Regions from separate parts of the Homo sapiens genome. Here region 2 is linked to region 1. The links are chromatin loops, found by intact Hi-C in ENCODE. Cell type or tissue: spleen. All regions are shown on one strand. Each heading gives the region's core, and the rest is flanking DNA. Links, peaks and the distances in the headings are about the cores only.

Region 1 (10,522 bases), core at 1,257-9,256:
TATAATATATGTCATATAAATATATCTATATAAATATATATGTAATATACATATATCTATATAAAAATATAATATATGTAATATACATACATCTATATAAATATATAATATATGTAATATACATACAGCTATATAAATATATAATATATGTAATATACATACAGCTATATAAATATATATGTAATATACATACAGCTATATAAATATATAATATATGTAATATAAATATAGCTATATAAATATGTAATATATGTAATATAAATATAGCTATATAAATATGTAATATATGTAATATAAATATAGCTATATAAATATGTAATATATGTAATATAAATATAGCTATATAAATATGTAATATATTTATATGTATCTATATAAATATGTACTATATTTATATAAATATATAAAAATATATTATATATACTATATTTATATAAATATAGTATATATTATATAATATATAATATAATATATAATATATTATATTTATATAAATATATATTTATATTAATATATTATATATTTATACAAAGATAGTATATTTTTATAAATATATATTTATATTAATATATTATATATTTATATAAATATCTTTATATCACATATGTTATATATATAGATATATAAATATATATTTATATTTTTATAAATATATGGATATATAATATATAAAAATATATAAATATATGGATATATAAAATATATGGATAAATGGATAAATATATGGATATATAAAAATATATATGGAGAGTATATACATATATATGAATTATATACATATATATATGAATATAAAACTGTTAATACCTTTCAGGAACACCCTCACAGAAACATAAAGAAATAGTGTGCTTTACTAGATAGCTGGGAATTCCTTGGCCTAGCCAAGTTGACACAACAAATAATCATCACAAGTCTTTACTGTGCTCAAATTTCAATGTGTGTGGCAGAGTTATCCATGAAGAAACTAAACGTGCCACACATCTACCTGGACACATATGTTGTATTCCCTACTGACTGAAGTATTAACCACAAATACATCACCTTGTCATATTGAAAAATATGCCATCAGAATTAGTCATAGTTAATAACTGAAAATGAGAACTGTGTTCACATCCCAGTTTTGTCACTTACTAGGTATAAATTTATTCAATCTTTCAATTCTGTTTTTTAATTTTAATTGGTCACCTATCCCGTAAAATTAAAGGTATAATGCAAATGAAAAGGATAACCTGGTTATAGGCAATTAAAATATACATAAATAAGTTAGAATTTCTATGACTTTGTTACTATATCACACATTAGGGGATTATTAGATTTTCACTAGATTTGGAAGTAAATGTTTGATTTAAAATAGAGTCTACATTCTGGGTTTTAAGTTTACTGAAGGCTTTGGGGAACACTCAAAGTAAATAATTATTCGGAACAACTGAAACTGGATAAAATAAAATGCCCATGACACGGTTGATGGATAGAAACATGCTATCTGGTACAATGTTTTGGATGGAGAACAAACCGAAGCAAACCAAAACAATGCAAAGAAGACTCTGACCTTCAGAAACTGATTCATAATAGTTACCTTTTACATGGAGAACTATACATAGATGCCCTGGGATGAAGAGGAGCAGTTCTCCCTTACAATTTTAGGCCAGCTAATGCCCAACCAGTGTTAGAAATGTGCTGTTTGATACTGTAAACTTTGGTCTCTGGGGACAGCCTGCCTAAGATGGCATCCTGACTGCGCACCTTACTAACTATGCAATCTTGGGCCTTTCTGTTTCTTCATCTGTAAGTGGAAATAATAATATCTCCCATTTCATAGAGACGTAAAAATTAAGTTAGCTTGTTTATGCAGGATCCTTTTAAAGGCAGGCGGATCACGAGGTCAGGAAATCGAGACCATCCTGGCTAACACGGTGAAACCCCGTCTCTATTAAAAATATAAAAAATTAGCCAGGCGTGGTGGCGGGCGCCTGTAGTCCCAGCTACTCGGGAGGCTGAGGCAGGAGAATGGCGTGAACCCGGCAGGCGGAGCTTGCAGTGAGCCAAGATCGCACCACTGCACTCCAGCCTGGGCAACAGAGCGAGACTCCGTCTCAAAAAAAAAAAAAAAAATAGATATACAATATGTGTCAGCAGTTTTTATACCTATTTCATAATTTTACTTAAGTTATTTCTCTTTCACTCCACATTATCTCATCATCATAACAGCAGTATCTATATCATGACTATGTATGTTTCCCTTATAATATCAGGACGTTCTGGTCTTCCTTCTGCTAGAAATCTATCATCCATGTCTTCAATTGGGGAAGAAAAGTATTATTTAGTACTCAGATCATGCTAGAAAAGTCTCTTTTATAAAAAAGATTTATATAGAACCCTGGAAAAGAGTTGATGCTTGTCATTAGTGTTTCCTCAAAAGTTTATTCACAAAAAGATAAAGTTTGTAATGGGGCTTAGCGAGGGCTGATGGGGCATGGAATAGCCTTAATGGGAATAGGTGAGACCTACATGACAAGAAAAAAATTTTACTAAAACAACTAGAGGTAAACTGGTAATGAAGGATCTGACTAGAGTTCCTTTTCCTTGTGTTTTCTTATCATGGTAGTAAAGTAATGAAAAACTTCAGAAAATAAATTATCTGGTGCAAAAGTTACCTACAGGAATAGTGGTATTTTGGAGACGTATCTTGCATTGACTGTTATGTAAATATATACCATTGTTTCTAATTTCTCCTAACACCATACTAAAAGGAGAAAAATTATTGTGCTAGTACACAACAGTAATTAAAAGCACAAGCACTGAAGATAAATTTTTGGATTCTATCATTGGCTTTGCCATCTACTAGCTATGTAGTCTTTGGCAATTTGCTTAATTTCTTAGGTCATGTAAAAGGAGCTCAATAATTATTAGCTAGTCTTATAAAGTTGGGGTTATGTGAAATGTAACAGTAAAAATAGAATAAAGTTATAGGTAAAAGGAGCATACAAAATACACTTAATATGATCCTCATATTTGGGAAGGTAGACAAATTTATTCTTGGTGATCTGGTAGTCAACTCTAGACACTCTATATCTCATTCTCCTTTAGACTTATAGCTTTATAATGTGTCAAATAGAATAAAAGATAATTGCTAAGTATCATTAAGTACAAGATCAACACCTGAATATGAAGCATGCTTTTCAATACCAGCATCAGAGAGTTAGGAAATGTAATGTAAAATAATGACGTTTGCAATAGTACATGAGATACAAAGAACCTAAGCAAAAATCTAACAAAGTAAGTGAAGATAATAAAACCTTATTGAAGGATTTTAATACTTCATAGTCAGAGAAATATATCTGTCTATGGTTAGAAAGCCTCTTTGCCCTAAATATGCTAACTTTTTAAAAAAATAACCTGTTGGCCTGGTGTGGTGGCTCACGCCTGTAATCCCAGCACTTTGGGAGGCTGAGGCAGGCAGATCACAAGGTCAAGAGATCGAGACCATCCTGGCCAACACGGTTGAAACCCCGTCTCTACTAAAAATACAAAAATTAGCTGGGCATGGGGGCGCGTGAACTGTAGTCCCAGCTACTCAGGAGGCTGAGGCAGGAGAATCACTTGAACCTAGGAGGTGGAGGTTGCAGTGAGCCGAGATTGTGCCACTGCACTCCAGCCTGGCAACAGAATGAGACTCTGTCTCAAAAAAAAAAAAAAAATTAACCTATAAATTCCATATAATCCCAATATTTAATTTCATAGAAATCAATAACTTGATGACAACTTTATAAGCAGATTAGTAAAGGTTATTTTGTAGTAAAAGAAGATCAGGAATTTACCCTTCCAGATACCGAAACATAATAAAAAGCTAGTGGCAGTGAAGCAGAGGTATACAAATTAAACGAGGAAACAGGATATAGATTCTTCCAATAAACTGACTCATACATGAAAATTTCATGGGTATGGATTTTTATGGCACATCACCAGAGAAAGAATGAAATACTAAGGAAAAGGCATAGAAAATTATGTAAGAAAGTTTGAGAAAAATTATGAAAGGATGGTGATATGGGTTTGTCCTTGTGTCTCACCCAAATCTCATGTGGATTTGCAATCCCTGGTGTTGGAGGAGAGGTCTGATGGGAAGTGATTGAATCAAGGGGGTGGTTTCTATTGGTTTAGCAACATATCCCTAGTGCCTTCTCATGATAAAGTCATCACAAGAGATCTGATTGTTTGAAAATGTATAGCACTTCCTCCTTCACTCTCTCTCTTTTGCTCGTTCTCTCTCTCTCTCCTGCTGCCCTTTTGAAGATTTGCCTGCTTTCTCTTCACCTTCTGCCATGATTGTAAGTCTCCTGAGGCCTCCGAGAAGCAGAAGCCTGTACAATCTGCAGAACTGATTAAATTTCTCTCTTCATTTTTTTTTTTTTTTTTTGCTAATAAATTACCCAGGCTCTTGTAAGTCTTTAAAGCAGTGTGAGAATGCTATAATACAGATAGTACTCACAGACTGGAAGAATTCAGATTGTAAAGATATCAACTCTCCCCGAATTTATTTACAGATTTCCTATTCAATCGAATTCCTATCAACATACGAGCAACATTTTAAAGACATAGATACACTTATTATTGAATGTATAGGGAAAGGCACAAGCCCAAGAATAACTGACAATCCCTTTAAAAAAAAAAAAAGAGAGAGAACAAAGTGAGAAGAATCACTATACTTAACAATAAAGCTTTTTATCTAACTATAGTAATCAAAACTATCTGCCATTGGCAAGGAATAGACAAAAAAATAAACAGAACTGAATAGAGAACCCAAAAATAACTGCACACAAGTACAGTTAACTGATTCTTGACAGAGTGCAAAGCAATTTAATGAAAGAAGGACAGTCTTTTCAGAAAACGGTGCTGGAACAACTGGATATCCATAGGCAAAAAAAAAAAAAAAAAAAAATTGAACCTCAGCGTAAACCTCATACCTTCTATATTAATTAACTCAAAATGGATCATAAATTTCTATATAAATCATAAGACACTAAGACATAGAAGTAAGCTTAGGGAGCTAAGGCTCAGTCAAGAATTCTTACACATTGCACCAAATCATGGACTATAAAATAATTTTTAAAAATAATGAATTCAGCTTTATCAAAATTAATAACTTTGCTCTGTTAAATGACCTGTAAATAAAGGGTTAAAAAACAACCTACAGAATAGGAAGAAATACTTGCAAATCACATATCTGACAAAGGACTTGCATTTACAAAATATAAAGAACTCTCAAAACTCAACAGTAAATATATAATGTATATTTTTTATGTAATATACACATATATATTTTATTTATCTATCTATATGGCAAAATATATAGAGAGACATTTTATTGAGGTAGATATAAAGATGAGAAGCATATAAAAAATGTTCAAATCGATAGCCCTCAGAAAAATGCAAATTAAGATTATGATGTAATATCTCCACAAAATTAGCAGAACATCTAAAAAGGAAATAGAAAAAAATATTAAAGTCTGTCAAAGATGTGGAGAAACTGAGTCTGGTGCACTGCCAGTAGGAATGTGAAGTGGTGCAGTCACTCTGGAAATACAAAGAATGTAGGCATAAACCTAAGAAAGTAGATGAAATACTTAGGAATACAAGTAACTATGGAGGTGAAAGATCTCTACAAGGAGAACTACAAAACACTACTCAAGAAAATCAGAGATGACACAAACAAATGGAAAACATTCCATACTCATGGATAGGAAAAATCAGTATTGTTAAAATGGCCATACTGCCCAAAGCAATTTAGAGATTCAATGCTATGCCTATAAAACTACCACTGACATTCTTAACAGAACTACAAAAAACTATTTTAAAATTCATACAGAACAGAAAGGGAGCCCAAATAGCCAAGGCAATCTTAAGCAAAAAGAACAAAGCTGGAGGCATCAAGCTACCCAACTTCAAACTATGCTACAGGGCTACAGTAACCAAACAGCATGGTTCTGGTAATAAATAAATAAATAAATAAATAAATAAATAAATAAATAAAATTAAAAACAATAATCAGGGACATGGACCAGTGAAACACAATAGAGAACCCAGAAATAAGATCACACAACTACAGCTATCTGAACTTTGACAAACCTGAAAAAAAAACAAGCAATGGGGAAAGGATCTTCTATTCAATAAATGGTGCTGGGATAGCTGGCTAGCCATATGCAGGAGATTAAAAATGGACCCGTTCCTTACACCATATAGAAAAATTAACTCAAGATAGACTGAGACTTAAATGTAAAATCAAAAACTATTAAAACCCTGAAAGACAACATAGGCTAGGCAATACCATTCTGGACATAGGTGTGGGCAAAGATTTCATGATGAAGATGCCAAAAGCAATCGCAACAAAAGCAAAAATTGACAAATGGGATCTAATCAAACTAAAGAGATTCTGCACAGCAAAATAAATTATCAACAGAGTACACAGACAACTTACACAATGGGAGAAAATTTCTGCATTATACAGTTCTAATATCCAGAATCTATAAGGAACTTAAACAAATTTGCAAGAAAAAATAACCCCATAAAAAAAAAGTGGGCCAAGGACATGAACAGACACTTTTCAAAAGAAGACATACATGCAGCCAACAATCACATATATAAAAAAGAAACCTCAACATCACTGATTATTAGAGAAATTCAAATCAAAACCACAATGAGATACCATCTCACACTGGTCAGAATGGCTATTATTAAAAAGTCAAAAAATAGCAGATGCCCGTTAGGTTGCAGAGGAAAAGGGATGCTAATACACTGTTGGTGGGAGTATAAATTAGTTCAATATCCATTGTGGAACACAGTGTAGCAATTCCTCAAAGAACTAAAGACAGAAATATCTTTCAACAGCAATCCCATTACTGGGTATATACCCAAAGGAATATAAAGCAATCATTCTATTATAAAGATACATGCACATGTATGTTCATTGTAGCACTAGTCACAATAGCAAAGACATCGAATCAACCTAAATGCCCATCAATGACAGACTGGATAAATAAAATATGGTATATATACACCACGGAGTACTATGCAGCTATACAAAAGAATAATACTATGTCCTTTGCAGGGACATGGATGGAGCTGGAGGTCATTATCCTTAGCAAACTAATGCAGGAGCATGAAACCAAATACTGCAGGTTCTCACTTATAAGTGGGAGCTAACCGATGAGATCCCATGGACATGTAGAAGAGATGGACACATAGAGGAGAACAACACAAACTGGGGCCTATCAGAGGGTGAGAGGAGGGAGAAGATCAGGAAAAATAACTAATTGGTGCTAGGCTTAATACCTGGGTGATGAAAGAACCTGGACAACAAACCCACATGACACAAATTTACCTATGTAACAAATCTGCTCATGCACCCCTGAAGTTAAAATGAAGGGTTTTGTAAAAGAAAAATTACTAGACATATGCCTGCTATAGGACCCAGTAATCAGTCACACTCCCTAGCACTTATAGAAATAAAAACATATTTTCAACATAAACTTCTACATGATCATTCACAGTTTTATTTCTAATGATCAAAAATACTGGAAACAGTCAAATTGCCCTAGAATTGGTGATGGTTAAACAAATTGCTACATTCATAGCCAGATACATATCTCAGCAATAAAAAGGAACAAATTATTGATAGATGCAACAAAGTCGATGGATTTATGTTGAGTGAGGAAAAACACAATTGGAGTCATCTCACATACCATAAGATTCTGTCTATATGGCATTCTCAATATGGCACAACTATACACATAGAGAACAAATTAGTGGTTTCCTGGAGTTAAGATGGTAGGGGAAAGGAAGTGGGTGTGAATATGAAGGTGCAGCATGAGGGAGATTTGGTGTAAAAAAATATTCCTGTATCTTGATTTTATTGGTGGTTCCATGAATTTACACATGTGATAAAATAACAGAATATTCACATGCAGTGTACTATTGCTGATTTCCAGCTGTTGTTCTTGTATTGTTGTTGTGTAATAAGTGACCCATGGAGGAAACTGGGTGAAGTAGGGGAAAGGTACTGGGGACTTCTCGGTACTATCTTTGCAACTTTCTATGAATTTATAATTATTTCAAAATAAATAGTTTAAAAATTAAATGAAAATCAGGAAGAATGTGATTTCAGGGCAGAAAACCCTTTTTAAAGAGAAACAAATAGCACAAACTATAAAGGGAAGGATTGAGCAATAATTCTAAACTAAAACAATTTCGGTTAATGAAAATATAAGAAAGTAAAAAGCCAATCTATACATTGAGAAGATACAGTTTTAAAAATAATCCCATGTATGGCTCCCAGGCAAAATGACTGAATAGGAACAGCTCCATTCTGTGGCTCCCAGTGAGACCAACACAGAAGGCTGGTTATTTCTGCATTTCCAACTGAGGTACCTGGTTTATCTCACTGGGACTGGTTAGACAGTGGGTGCAGCCCAGGAGGGCGAGCTGAAGCAGGGTGGGCTGTCGCCTCCCCTGGGAAGTGCAAGGGGTGGGGGAACTCCCTCCCCTAGCCAAGGGAAGCCTTGAGGGACTCTGCCGGGAGAGACGGTGCTATCGGGCCCAGATACTACGCTTTTCCCATGGTCTTCGCAACCCACAGACCAGGAGATTTCCCCTCGTCCCTACACCACAAGGGCCCTAGGTTTCAAGCACAAAATTGGGCAGGTGTTTGGGCAGACAGCAAGCAAGCTGCAGGAGTTTTTTGTTTGTTTGTTTGTTTGTTTGTTTGGCACCCCAGTGATGCCTGGAACGTCAGTGAGACAGAACCGTTCACTCCCCTGGAAAGGGGGCTGAAGCCAGGGAGCCAAGTGGTCTTATTCAGCGGATCCCACCCCCAAGGAGCCCAGCAAGCTAAGATCCACTGGCTTGAAATTCTTGCTGCCAGCACAGCAGTCTGAAGTTGACCTGGGACACTCAAGCTTGGCGGAGGGAGGGGTGTCCACCATTACGAGGCTTGAGTAGGCGGTTTTCCCCTCACAGCGTATGCAAAGCCACCTGGAAGTTCTGACTGGGTAGAGCCCACCTCAGTGCCACAGAGCCACTGTAGCCAGACTGCCTCTCTAGATTCCTCCTCTCTGGGCAAGCCATCTCTGAAAGAAAGGCAGCAGCCCCAGTCAGAGGCTTATAGATAAAACTCTCATCTCCCTGTGACAGAGCACCTGGGTGAAAGGGTGGCTGTGGGTGCAGCTTCAACAGATTTAAAGGTTTCTGCCTGCTGGCTCTGAACGGAGCAGCAGATCTCTGAGCACAGCGCTCAAGCTCAGATAAGGGACAGACTGCCTTCTTAAGTGGGTCACTGACCCCCATGCCTCCTGATGGGAAGACACCTCCCAACAGGGGTTGACAGACACTTCATACTGGAGATCTCCGGCTGGCTTCTGGCAGGTGCCCCTCTGTGATGAGTTTCCAAAGGAAGGAGCAGGCAGCAATCTTTGCTGTTCTGCAGCCTCTGCTGGTGATACCCAGGCCAACAGGGTCTAGAGTAAAGAAAATTTCAGGCCAATATCCCCGATGAACATCAATGCAAAAATCCTCAATGAAATACTGGCAAACTGAATCCAGCAGCACATTAAAAAGCTTACCCACCACAATCAAGTCGGCTTCATCCCTGGGATGCAAGGCTGTTTCAACATACATAAATCAATAAACATAATCCATCACATAAACAGAACCAATGACAAAAACCACATGATTTTCTCAACAGATGCAGAAAAGGCCTTCGATAAAATTCAACAACGCTTCATGCTAAAAACACTCAATAAACTAGGTATTGATGGAACATATAAAAAAAGTTATTTATGACAAACCCACAGCTAATATCATACTGAATGGGCAAAAGCTGGAAGCATTCCCTTTGAAAACTGGCATAAGAAAAGGATGCCAACTCTCACCACTCCTATTCAACATAGTATTGGAAGTCCTGGCCAAGGCAATCAGGCAAGAGAAAAAAATAAAGGGTATTTAGGAAGCGAGGAAGTCAAATTATCTCTGTCTGCAGACGACATGATTGTATATATAGAAAACCCCATTGTTTCAGCCCCAAAACTCTTTAAGGTGATAAGCAATTTCAGCAAAGTCTCAGGATACAAAATTAATGTGCAAAAATCACAAGCATTCCTATACACCAATAATAGACAAACAGAGAGCCAAATCATGAGTGAACTTCCATTCACAATTGCTACAAAGGGAATAAAATACCAAGGAATACAACTTAAAGGGATGTGAAGAACTTCTTCAAGGAGAAATACAAACCACTGCTCAAGGAAATAAGAGAGGACACAAACAAATGAAAAAACATTCCATGCTCATGAATGGGAAGAATAATTATCATGAAAATGGCAATACTGCCCAAAGTAATTTATAAGTTCAATGCAATCCCCATCAAGCTACCATTGGCTTTTTTCACAGAATTAGAAAAAAGCTACTGTAAATTTCATATGGAACCAAAAAAGAGCCCATATAGCCAAGACAATCCTAAGCAAAAGGAACAAAG
Region 2 (10,522 bases), core at 833-8,832, 60 kb after region 1:
GACAGTTTACATGATACCCACCCTCTTAACAAATCTTAAGGTGTACAATACATTATTGTAGACTATATGTACAACATTGTATAGCAGATTTGTAGGGCATATTTATCTTGCTTAACAGAACTTTACACCCATTCATTGGTGACTATTTACTTTCTCCCAAATATCAGTCTCCCCATCATTGACCCTATAGCCAACATTCCACTCTTGATTCCACAAATTTGACATTTTAGATACCTTATATAAGCAGAATCATGCAATATTTGTCTTTCTGTTAAATGGCCCATTTCACTTAGTATAATGTCCTCAAGATTCATGTATTCTGTCACATATTGCAAAAATCCCTTCTTTTTTAAAAACTGAATAGTATTTGCTTGTATGTGTATCCCACATTTTATTCATTCATCTTTTGATGGACATTTAGGTTGTTTCCACATCATGGCTAGTGTGCATAATCCTGCAATGACATCAGAGTAATGTATCTCTTCAAGATCTGATTTCAATTCTTTCTTTTTAATTTAATTTATTTATTTATTATTTATTTATTTATTTATTTATTTTTGAGATAGAGTTTCACTCTTGTTGCCCAGGCTGGAGTGCAATGGTGCGATCTTGGCTAACCACAACCTGTGCCTCCCGGGTTCAAGCGATTCTTCTGCTTCAGCCTCACGAGTAGCTGGGACTACAGCCATGCGCCACCATGCCCAGCTAATTTTGTATTTTTAGTAGAGATGAGGTTTCTCTATGTTGGTCAGGCTGGTCTCGAACTGCTGACCTCAGGTGATTCGCTCGCTTCGGCCTCCCAAAGTGCTGGGATTACAGGCGTGAGCCACCACGCCCGACCCAATTCTTTTGGATATATACCTAACAGTAGGATTGCCACATCATATAGTAGTTCTATTTTTAACTTTTTGAGGAAGCACATTCTGTTTTCCATAGCAGCTACAGCATTTTGCATTCTCACCCAATACTATGCAAGAGTTTCAGTTTTTTCTGCATTCTCACTAATTCTTGTCTTTTATTTTTAAAAATAGGTATCCTGACAGGTGTGAAGTGATACCTCATTTAGATTTTGACTTGCATTTCCCTGATGATTACTGTTAAGCAGTTTTTCACATACAGGTTGGTCATTTGTATATCTTCTTTGGAGGAATATCAATTGAAGTCCGTAGCCCATTTTTAATTATATTAGTGTTCTTTTAAAAATACTGAGTTGTAGAAGTTATATACTTTGGAAATTAACCTCTTATTTATCAGATGTTTGGTTATCAAGTAATTTTGCAATTCTTCAGGTTATCTATTCACTTTGTTATATTCTTCGCTGTACAGATACTTTTAGTATGATATAGTCCCTTGTTTGTTTTTATTGTCTGTGCTTTTGTTATCATGTGCATAAAATCACTGCCAAGACCTATGTCATGAAGCATTTCCCTTATATTCTCTTGTAAATATTTTACAGTTTGGGGTTTTAGCATCTAAGTGTTTTCAGTCCATTTTGAGTGGATTTGTATATGAAGTAAGATGAGGCTCCAAGTTCATCCTTTTGTATATTGATATCTAATTTGCCTACATCATTTGTTGAACTCTTTCCCTATTGTATAATATTGATAACCTTACTGAAAATAACTTTACCATATGTATGTGGGTTTCCTTCTGGGCTTACTAATTTGTTTCACTGGTCCATATATCTGTCCGTATGTATTTTGGTTATTGTAGCTTTGTAAGATATTTTAAAATAAAAATGTAATACAGTCAGCTTTGTTATTCTTTATCAAGATTGATTTGGCTATTTGTGGTTTTTTGCAGTTCAATGTGAATTTTAGAATTGTTTTTTCTATTTCTGTAAAATTTTCCAGGAATGAGGTAAAAATGCTCACTCTCATCACTTCTAGTCCATATAGTACTGGAACGCCTAGTCAGAGCAATAGGGCAAGAGAAAGAAATACATAGCATCTAAATCAGAAAGTAAGAAATAAAATTATCCATTTTTGCGGATGACATGCTCATATATATAGAAACCACCCAAATACTGTTAGAACTAATAGATGAATTCAGTGAAGTTGCAGGATACAAAATTATCATACAGAAATCAGTTGCATTTCTTAATCAACAATGAACTATCTGAAAAGGAAATTTGAAAAACAACATCATTTCCAATAATACCAAAAAGAGTAAAATACCTAGGAATAAAATTAACTAAGGAGGTAAAAACTTGTGTACTGAAAGCTACAAAGTATTGATGGATTAAAGTGGAAACAAATAAATTGAAATGCATCCTGTGTTCATGGATTAAAAATTTTAATATTGTTGAAAAGACCATACTACTCAATGCAATCTATAGATTTAATGAAATCCCTATCAAAATCCCAAGGATTGTACACACCGTTAATGGAAGATATTTGCAGAGGAATCATAATGAAACCACAATGAAATGGTTATTAACTTTAACAGGCCTATTGTGTAAGGGAAGGTTTATGAAGAGGTGAATCTTCAGTTGGTTTTGAAGATAGGTGGTGTTAGTATAAACAAAAGCAGAAGTAGAAGGGCATTTAAGAAATCAGAGTATCTTTTCAAAGCTCTCCGAAGATATGCCATCACCAATTCCATTCCAAAGACTTAAAAATTCTAAACAAAGAGAATTCTGTCTCATTGTAATAGGCTTATACGTGGACAATGGATTGGAGAAAATTTATAGCTATATCTTGATAAATTAACCAAAAAAGGTTATTTCTACCTTACCTGAAAATCCCACATGATATTTTTATTTAATATTCAATTTGTAATTGTTCAATACTCTAATTTTATATAGGTAAATTCATATAATAACATGTCTGAAAATTTAGAATGTCAATGTATCTCTTCTCGAAAGAGAATGATGCTTTTGAATTTCACTTGGAACTTTATGTTAAGAATGCCATAAATTAATTCAGATTAAAATAGATATGCTAACATCACTTTTTAATATCCATGATTAGAATAATAGACATATAATATTGTAAAAAGAAAACATTTTAAAAATATATGTTCTAACATCTGAATCCTATGACAAACGATTTAAATTTATGTAGGCACTGTGCAAGTGTCATTTCATCTAATATTTCTTCAAACACTTCAATATTTTTCTCTGCTAGTCTTAAATTTATGTATTTTTGATGGTCTTCACTTTATGATAATGGCCTTACATTTCTTAACAAGCGTATTATAGAAAACTTTCCTTTGAGAAATTCATTTATTTTTCCCACTCTACGGAGCAGAAAGTTAGATCTTGGGCTCAGTGAATGGAGGCATAAGCAATAGTGCCTCACTAAAACAGTGAAGAACTTGTCCATTTACCCATCTATAGTCATTTATTTATTTTCTCACTTAAACAATGTGAGCACTCACTATATGCATGTCACCATGAAACTGAATAACTTAAGGACCTGCACAGGAGGGTGAAAACTTTGAAGCTGATTTTGTCCAGGTGACACTGTCTTTCTCCCTGAGAGTATGGAGTCCTTCTAGCCCATCTTACAGTCTTACTTTTCTTTCATTTCTGTTGACTTTATGCATAATCTTTAAACAATAAATCCCTGCATACAAAACAACCAGTCTTCATTTTTTTTTTGTTTTTTTCCCAATTTATCTTCCCACCTATTCATTATTCTATTTTTACCCTTCTGTTTGCTCTGCTAAGATTGTTGTAATGGTGGAGCAACTACTGTGTACCGTGAACATTCAATACAAGGAGTCCCTAGAGATCTTCATCTTAGATAATATATTTTCTTCATTGACAATCCAAGGCTCTGGAAGCCCTTATATAAAATATTTGTATTGTTTTATTTGTTCACCGACTCCCTGTGAAACTTTGAGACACTCCCTTTACTATCACCCTCTAAGGTTCTGTTTGAGTGTGTGTGTTTGTGTATCTGTGTGTGTATTTATTTATGGCTGATAATATTCACTTATTTTCTAGTTAATATAGACAAACAACTTATTAGACAACTTTACTTTTGAATCAGTTACCTTAACCCCCTCCCCAATCCCTTTTCCTTACTCCCTTATTTGCCATTTTAATCCACATCAAACTCACATTCATTGAACACCTTCTTGTCTTTAAATAATTTTGATCTTTATACATCACATGATCTTCTATTTCATTATAGGCAGACCTTAAATTTCAAGGACACTAATCTAAAATTGATGTACTAGAAATGAGTAAACAGCAAGACCAGCTAGTTAAGAAGCAATTACACTTGAAGTAAGTAAGAGGTAATGTAATGCTGGACTATTGCATTCGTATAGCTTTTAGTGAAGGGATTTTGCAGCGGATAGATTTGAGAGAGAAAGGCACTGAGAATGAACAGAGGGAAGATACAGAAGCTGGGCTGAAGGGGGAAGAAGCTGAAAATTCTGCACAGGATTACCATGCCCAAGGATTCCTTTCTGGCTCCCAACAGCTTCAGGGAAATGGGTTAGTTGAACTAGCAAGGAGCAACCTGCTCCAGCTACAAGTCTCTGGAACCCTGGCAGGAGGAGACCCCTCAACCACCACAGACAGAAAGAGCTGATTAGAGAAGTGGTAGGGGCAGTACTCCTGTAACTGTGGAGCCCAGAGGGTTCATTGAAGGACCGTCTGTAGTGAAGCATGGCCAAGGACACCCATGCCCCTAGGCTCAACTTGCTCCCATAGGAGACTTTAGTTTTAGGGGAACAGTGTGACCTGAACTCTGCAGGTGCTCTTGTCCATTGCACTGGGCCATTCGACCTAAACTCCCCTTGGCCTAATGAACTCTCCTGGGACTCCCTTGCAGTGCAGCCTCGGGTGCTCTGGGGGTCCACATCATAGTTCCTACACTCTAGCTTACCATGCCTGACTGGCAGAGAGCTCCAGCTTAACAGACCCCAGGGACAGGCACCAGTCTGCTTGCTTCGTTCCCCCACTGCAGCTTCCTTCCAGGCCCACAGCCACTGCTCACATCACTTTTGGGGTGGGTGTACCTGCAGATGGATATTGTTTTCCCTGCCTCACCAACGCCATGTAGGTGTGTACCCTGTCCTGCCACTGCTGCTGGAGTGAGTGCATTCCATCCCACCCCCAGCACACATCATAAAGCCATTGTAGTAGGAGCCTCGCCTGGCAAAGAGCCCACCAACCCCACCCCACCAGCGTCCAGCCCGAGCCAGCACTGCTTATGGAGTGAAAACTAGGCATGGAAAACAATGGACCTTCCCCTACACAGAGCAGAGGGCACACACAGACCTGTGCCCGCCAGCGCCCCACCCCCGTGCTAACACAACCACCAGAGTGACCACACACATAGTCACCAGCAGGGGGCTCTAGTCCCCTCCCCCGCCACCCTCTGCCTCAGCTGCAGCTGAGGCGCGTGCATATCCCTGTGCTGCTGCTGCCTTTGGTCTAGGAACCTCCGCACAGTGGATTCCTAACCTCAAAGAGCCAGAGAACAAGATCCCTCCGGTTACTAGTTCCACAGTGTTAGAGCACATAGTCTAGGAGTTGGGAGCTGAGCCTTGGCCCTCTAAAATCTTCCAGAAATAAAGCCAGTTAACTGAACCAACCTTATACCACAACCACAATCAAACCCTCGAGTTCATCAAGCAGAAAAGAAAAAAAAGAATCCTAAGGACACCAACTTCAACGATTGAAGAAACATCAGCCCACAAAGATGAAAAAGAACCAATGCAGGAACACTGACAACTCTAATAGCCAGCATGGCTTATTTCCTCCAAATTACTGTACTAGCTCTCCAGCAAGGGCTCTGAACCAGGCTGAGATGGCTGAAATGACAGAAATAGAATTCAAATCTGGATAGAAATGAAGATCATTAAAATGCAAGAGTATGTTGAAACTCAATCCAAGGAAGCTAAGAATCACAGTAAAATCATACAGGAGCTCACAGAAAAATTAGCTAGTATAGAAAATAACATAACAGACCTGATTAGAGCTGAAAGGCACACAAGAATTTCATAATGCAATCACAGGTATTACAGACAAAGCTGAGTAAAGAGTCTCAGAGCTTGAAGGCTGGTTTTTTAATATGAGACAGTCAGAAAAGAATCAAGAAAAAAAGAACAAAAGGGAAGAAACAAAACCTCTCAGGCATATTGTATTACGTAAAGAAACGAAATTTACAACTCAGTGGTGTCCCTGAAGGAGATGGGAAGAATGGAAGTAACTTGGAATATATATTTCACGATATCATCCATGAAAACTTCCCCAACCTAGCTAGAGAGGCCATCATTCAAATTTAGGAAATGCAGAGAACCACAGTAATATACTTCACAAGATCATCTCAAAGACATATAATTATCAGATTCTCCAAGGACAAAATGAAAGAAAGAAATGTTAAAGGCAGCTAGAGAGAAAGGTTAGGTCACTTACAAAGGGAAGCCTATCAGACTAACAACAGACCTCTCAGCAGAAACCTTACAAGCCAGAATAAATTGGGGGCCAATATTCAACATTCGACGTTATTAAAGAAAAAATTCCAACCAAGAATTTCATATCTGGTTAGACTAAGCTTCATAAGTGAAGGATAAATAAGATCCTTTTCAGACAAGTAAATGCTGAGGGAATTCATTACAAACAGACCCACCATACAAGAGCTCCTGAAGAAAACCCTAAACATGGAAAGAAAAGACCATTACCAGCCACTACAAAAACACACCTAAGGACACAGATCAGTGACACTATAAAGAAACCATACAAACAAGCTAACATCATGGTGACAGGATCAAATCCACACATATCATACTAACCTTGAATGGAAATGGGCTAAATGCCCCAATTAAAAAGTATAGAGTGGCAATCTGGATAAAGAACCAAGACGCATTGGTATGCTGTCTTCAAAGACACATCTAGCATACAATGACACACGTAGGTTCAAAATATAGGGATGGAGAACACTCTACCAAGCAAGTGGAGAGCAGAAAAAAGCAGGAGATGTAATCCTAATTTCAGACAAAATAGATTTTAAACCAAAAAAAGATCAGAAAAGAGAAAGAAGGGCATGACATATTGGAAAAAGCTTCAATTCAACAAGAAGACGTAACTATCCTAAATATATATGCACCCCACACAGGAGCACCCAGATTCATAAATCAAGTTATTAGAGACCTTCAAAGAGACTTAGACTCCCATGCATTAATAGTGGGAGACCTCCACATTTCACTCATAGTATTGGGCAGATCACTGAGGCAGAAAATTAACAAAGGTATTCAGGAAGTTCATTTCATGTCATTCCCATGAATCTGAAAACAAGCTCATTATTAGTTGTGAATCTTGAAAAGTAGCATGTATATCCTTATGCATTAGTGTAGAAGTTCTTCTACTTAACAAGAATTTATCAAAATAATGTTGAAACTTTTTTCTGAAATCAATGTAAATATTGTTAAATAAAATATAAATGACGAGAACACATTTCATAAGATATTTCCTACATATTTGCAGATACAAGCAGAAGTCGTTCATTATAATCAAAAGAAGTATAAATTGCTGTAATATGAGTAATATTGGTTACTGGTAGACCATCACTATCTGAAATATTTAATATTGTGTACCTGGTCAAAACAGAGTATATTCTACTATAATAATAGAAATCAGTGTTTTCCATAAATCCAGTCAAGGAAACATGCTTTCTGTACAAGTCTAATCAAGGCATATTATTAGAAATCATAACTTAAATGCATTCACATTCAATTTCCTAAATTAAGTGCAGATTAGTATCTTTAAGATTTTGGTTTCATACATGTGCGTTCAAGCAACCCTAGATGAACAAAACCAAACAAAACACAGAATTAAACCTTAAAACTGTTCCTGGATCTTGCCTCCTGGAAAGGAACTATAAATCCTATTTTCCAATATATTTTCTTCCTTTCTGGACTCTAGAATTCTTAATTGATTTAGTGTCTCCTACTAATCTTGCTCTACCGTGTTCCTGGGGTCTGTTACCATGGGCTAAATTGTTATTAATCACCATGTTTAATTTCTACCCAGCTTCACACTGTAAAGGCTACTTGAGAGCATTGTCCTTTTTTTCTAAAGAAATGGTTTGCCACATGAAAGATTAGTGATAGAAACTATGATAAAGGAAAAATGTTAAATGTGTTAATGTTCTGCCGGAACAGTTGACCCTCAAGCAACATGGATTTGAACTGTGCAGGTCCACTAATATGGGTATTTTCTTCTGCCTGTGACACCGCTGAGACCACAAGGCTACCCCTCCTGTTCCTCCTCATTCTCAGCCTAGTCAAGGTGAAGATAACAAGGATGAAGACCTTTATGATGATCCACTCTGCTTAATGAATAGTAAATATATGATTTTTTCTCACAATTTTTTAAAGAACATTTTCTTTTCCCTATTTCTTTTCTCTCTTACTTTATTGTAAGAATACATTATATAATACATGCAAGATATAAAATATGTGTTATTTATGTTATCAGTAAGCCTTCCGATCAAGTAGGCTATTAGCAGTTAAATTTTTGGGGAGTCAAAAGATGTACACAGATTTTCTACTGTGCAAGGGTAAGTGTCCCTAACCCCAGTATTGTGCAAGGATTGACTGTATTATTCCAAAGAGATCTATTTAATTTCTAGCTGAATCAATTTGTAGTCATTACAAAACATTTTACTACACCCCAGGTGACGCCTCCCTTGAGATCATTCACCCTCTTTTCTATTTGCAAAGTTACTATGTATTTACTCAACACACGTTTTCTACCTGTGTCTGATTTATACTCAGCACTAGAACAAAATTGGAAGAGCAGAAATAAAAAATAAGAAGCAATTCGAGCCCTCATGAGGAATATAATGTATATTCATTATATATATCTTATACACACAATAATGAATGTTCACAAAAGTCACAAAATTAACTACCACAACAAATAGAAATTACAGCCTTCATGGTCCATCTTTAATTTTTCAACATTTAGTAATGCATGGGTCCAAAATATACTTTATTTTCTTCTAAGTTCTCCAATAGAGCACAACAGTGGAAATATGATAAGTAGGAACTGACCAAAGTGCTTTGATATCGAGAACACAATAAGAAATCAGAAAGATTTGGATATAATACCATGTAGCAATAAAAGCTAAGTCTTGATAATCTGTCTAATGTTTTAAGGGAAGTCAGATATCACTATTTTTTTAAATAAATGCCACTGACTTTTAGATGTTGGTAACTAATTATTTTTAGTTCTTTTTTAAATTCTATGTTTTTAAAGCACAGATTGTGCCATACTTTGCCAAATCTACAAATGAGGTCTCCTTGGTGGACAGGAGGCCTCTTTGTTAATAACAAAAGTAAATTTTGACAGCCAGATGAAATTTGCTATCCTTCTGGTGTCTATGTGACATGTGAGTCCCATTTCTCATACCAAAAAGGAAAAACATTGCCAAACCTTCTTTGATTTATGCAGAGAATATTTTCTTATATGGAGAATGAGGGCTGATGGGTAAAATCGTCTCAATCTCTTTCATAAACTTCAAAAAAACATATCCAGAGTTTTGGAGCTAAGTCTGCCCTAATTGAAATGGCAAATTTTCTTTAAGAACCAGAACACTTACAATATCTATTCTCATCCATGTCCCCTCAACTATTTCTTTAATTGCTATTTGCAGACACATTCTGCTACTCTTTCACAACTTCTAGACTGTCTGTCTTTCCTGCCCAGAAGGCCTTCTAATCTATCTGAAATATCTAAGATGACAACTTTTGAGACTAGTACCTGCTCTTGTCCGCCCAAATACAGCAGGCATCAATGGGGTTAAAAAGTAAAGCTCTTTTACTATAATTTGTATGCAATTAAAAGCATTTAAAATTAACATTGGGAATAACAGTTTTATTACATTTAGAAATACTTCCTAAACATATTCGGGCAAAAAAATGTCCCTCACTTCCCTAAAGGCCTGAAACGAAGCAAAAGGCATTTTCACAAGGTGTTCACATGCAGAAGGCACGTGGTTTTCGGCATCAGCTGGTGTGTGCACATTCATCAAGAGTCACACTTCCAACAGCACCTGCTATGCTCAGATTTCTACAACAGCAATTAACGGCAGAAATGGTAGAATGGTAAGGACAAGCTTATTGTTACCCTAAAATTATTACATATTGCCATATGTTATTTGTATTTGTTAACTATTTAATCAACATCTTATAGTTTGCCTTTTTAAAGTATAGGTTAAGTTGTTTGTTGAAGTAAGGCACTGATTTTCAGTCTACACTGTGTTAATGATCAATTTTTATATTAATGCATGCTAATAAATGTGCAATGTTGTGAAACTTAAAAAAATACATACGTAAGTGCCAGCACCTAGCACAGTATTGTGTACATAATATATGCTCAGTTAAGTTTTCTAAATTCAATTTTAAGTCTCGGTGATAATCCCTATAAATTTTTCTTTTTCTTGGAAAGATTTGAGGTTTGCCACCTGCTTCCTGTCTTTCCAAGCTGTGATTTTCTGTAGTAGCTATTCAATAAATAATTAGTCTTAGAAAGTTGAGAATTTTTTTTTATGGCTGT

The links. A loop is a pair of places that touch in the nucleus more often than their neighbours do. Peaks named below come from ENCODE experiments on the same cell type or tissue, not always from the same donor. Only the 100,000 strongest peaks of a DNase experiment are listed, where the experiment ranks them.
Region 2: a loop joins it to region 1, with 5 times the contacts of the local background. A loop is called at or near these places in 5 of 110 quality-filtered maps.

What each region holds. Positions count from the first base shown.
Region 1 is chr9:25,059,594-25,070,115 of GRCh38, reverse strand. No RefSeq gene overlaps it. Among named protein-coding and RNA genes, the nearest start is that of IZUMO3, 520 kb to the right of the region's middle. In spleen, for the core only: no CTCF peak of the experiment used is centred there; no DNase peak of the experiment used is centred there.
Region 2 is chr9:24,998,683-25,009,204 of GRCh38, reverse strand. No RefSeq gene overlaps it. Among named protein-coding and RNA genes, the nearest start is that of IZUMO3, 460 kb to the right of the region's middle. In spleen, for the core only: no CTCF peak of the experiment used is centred there; a DNase peak (open chromatin) is centred at 5,289.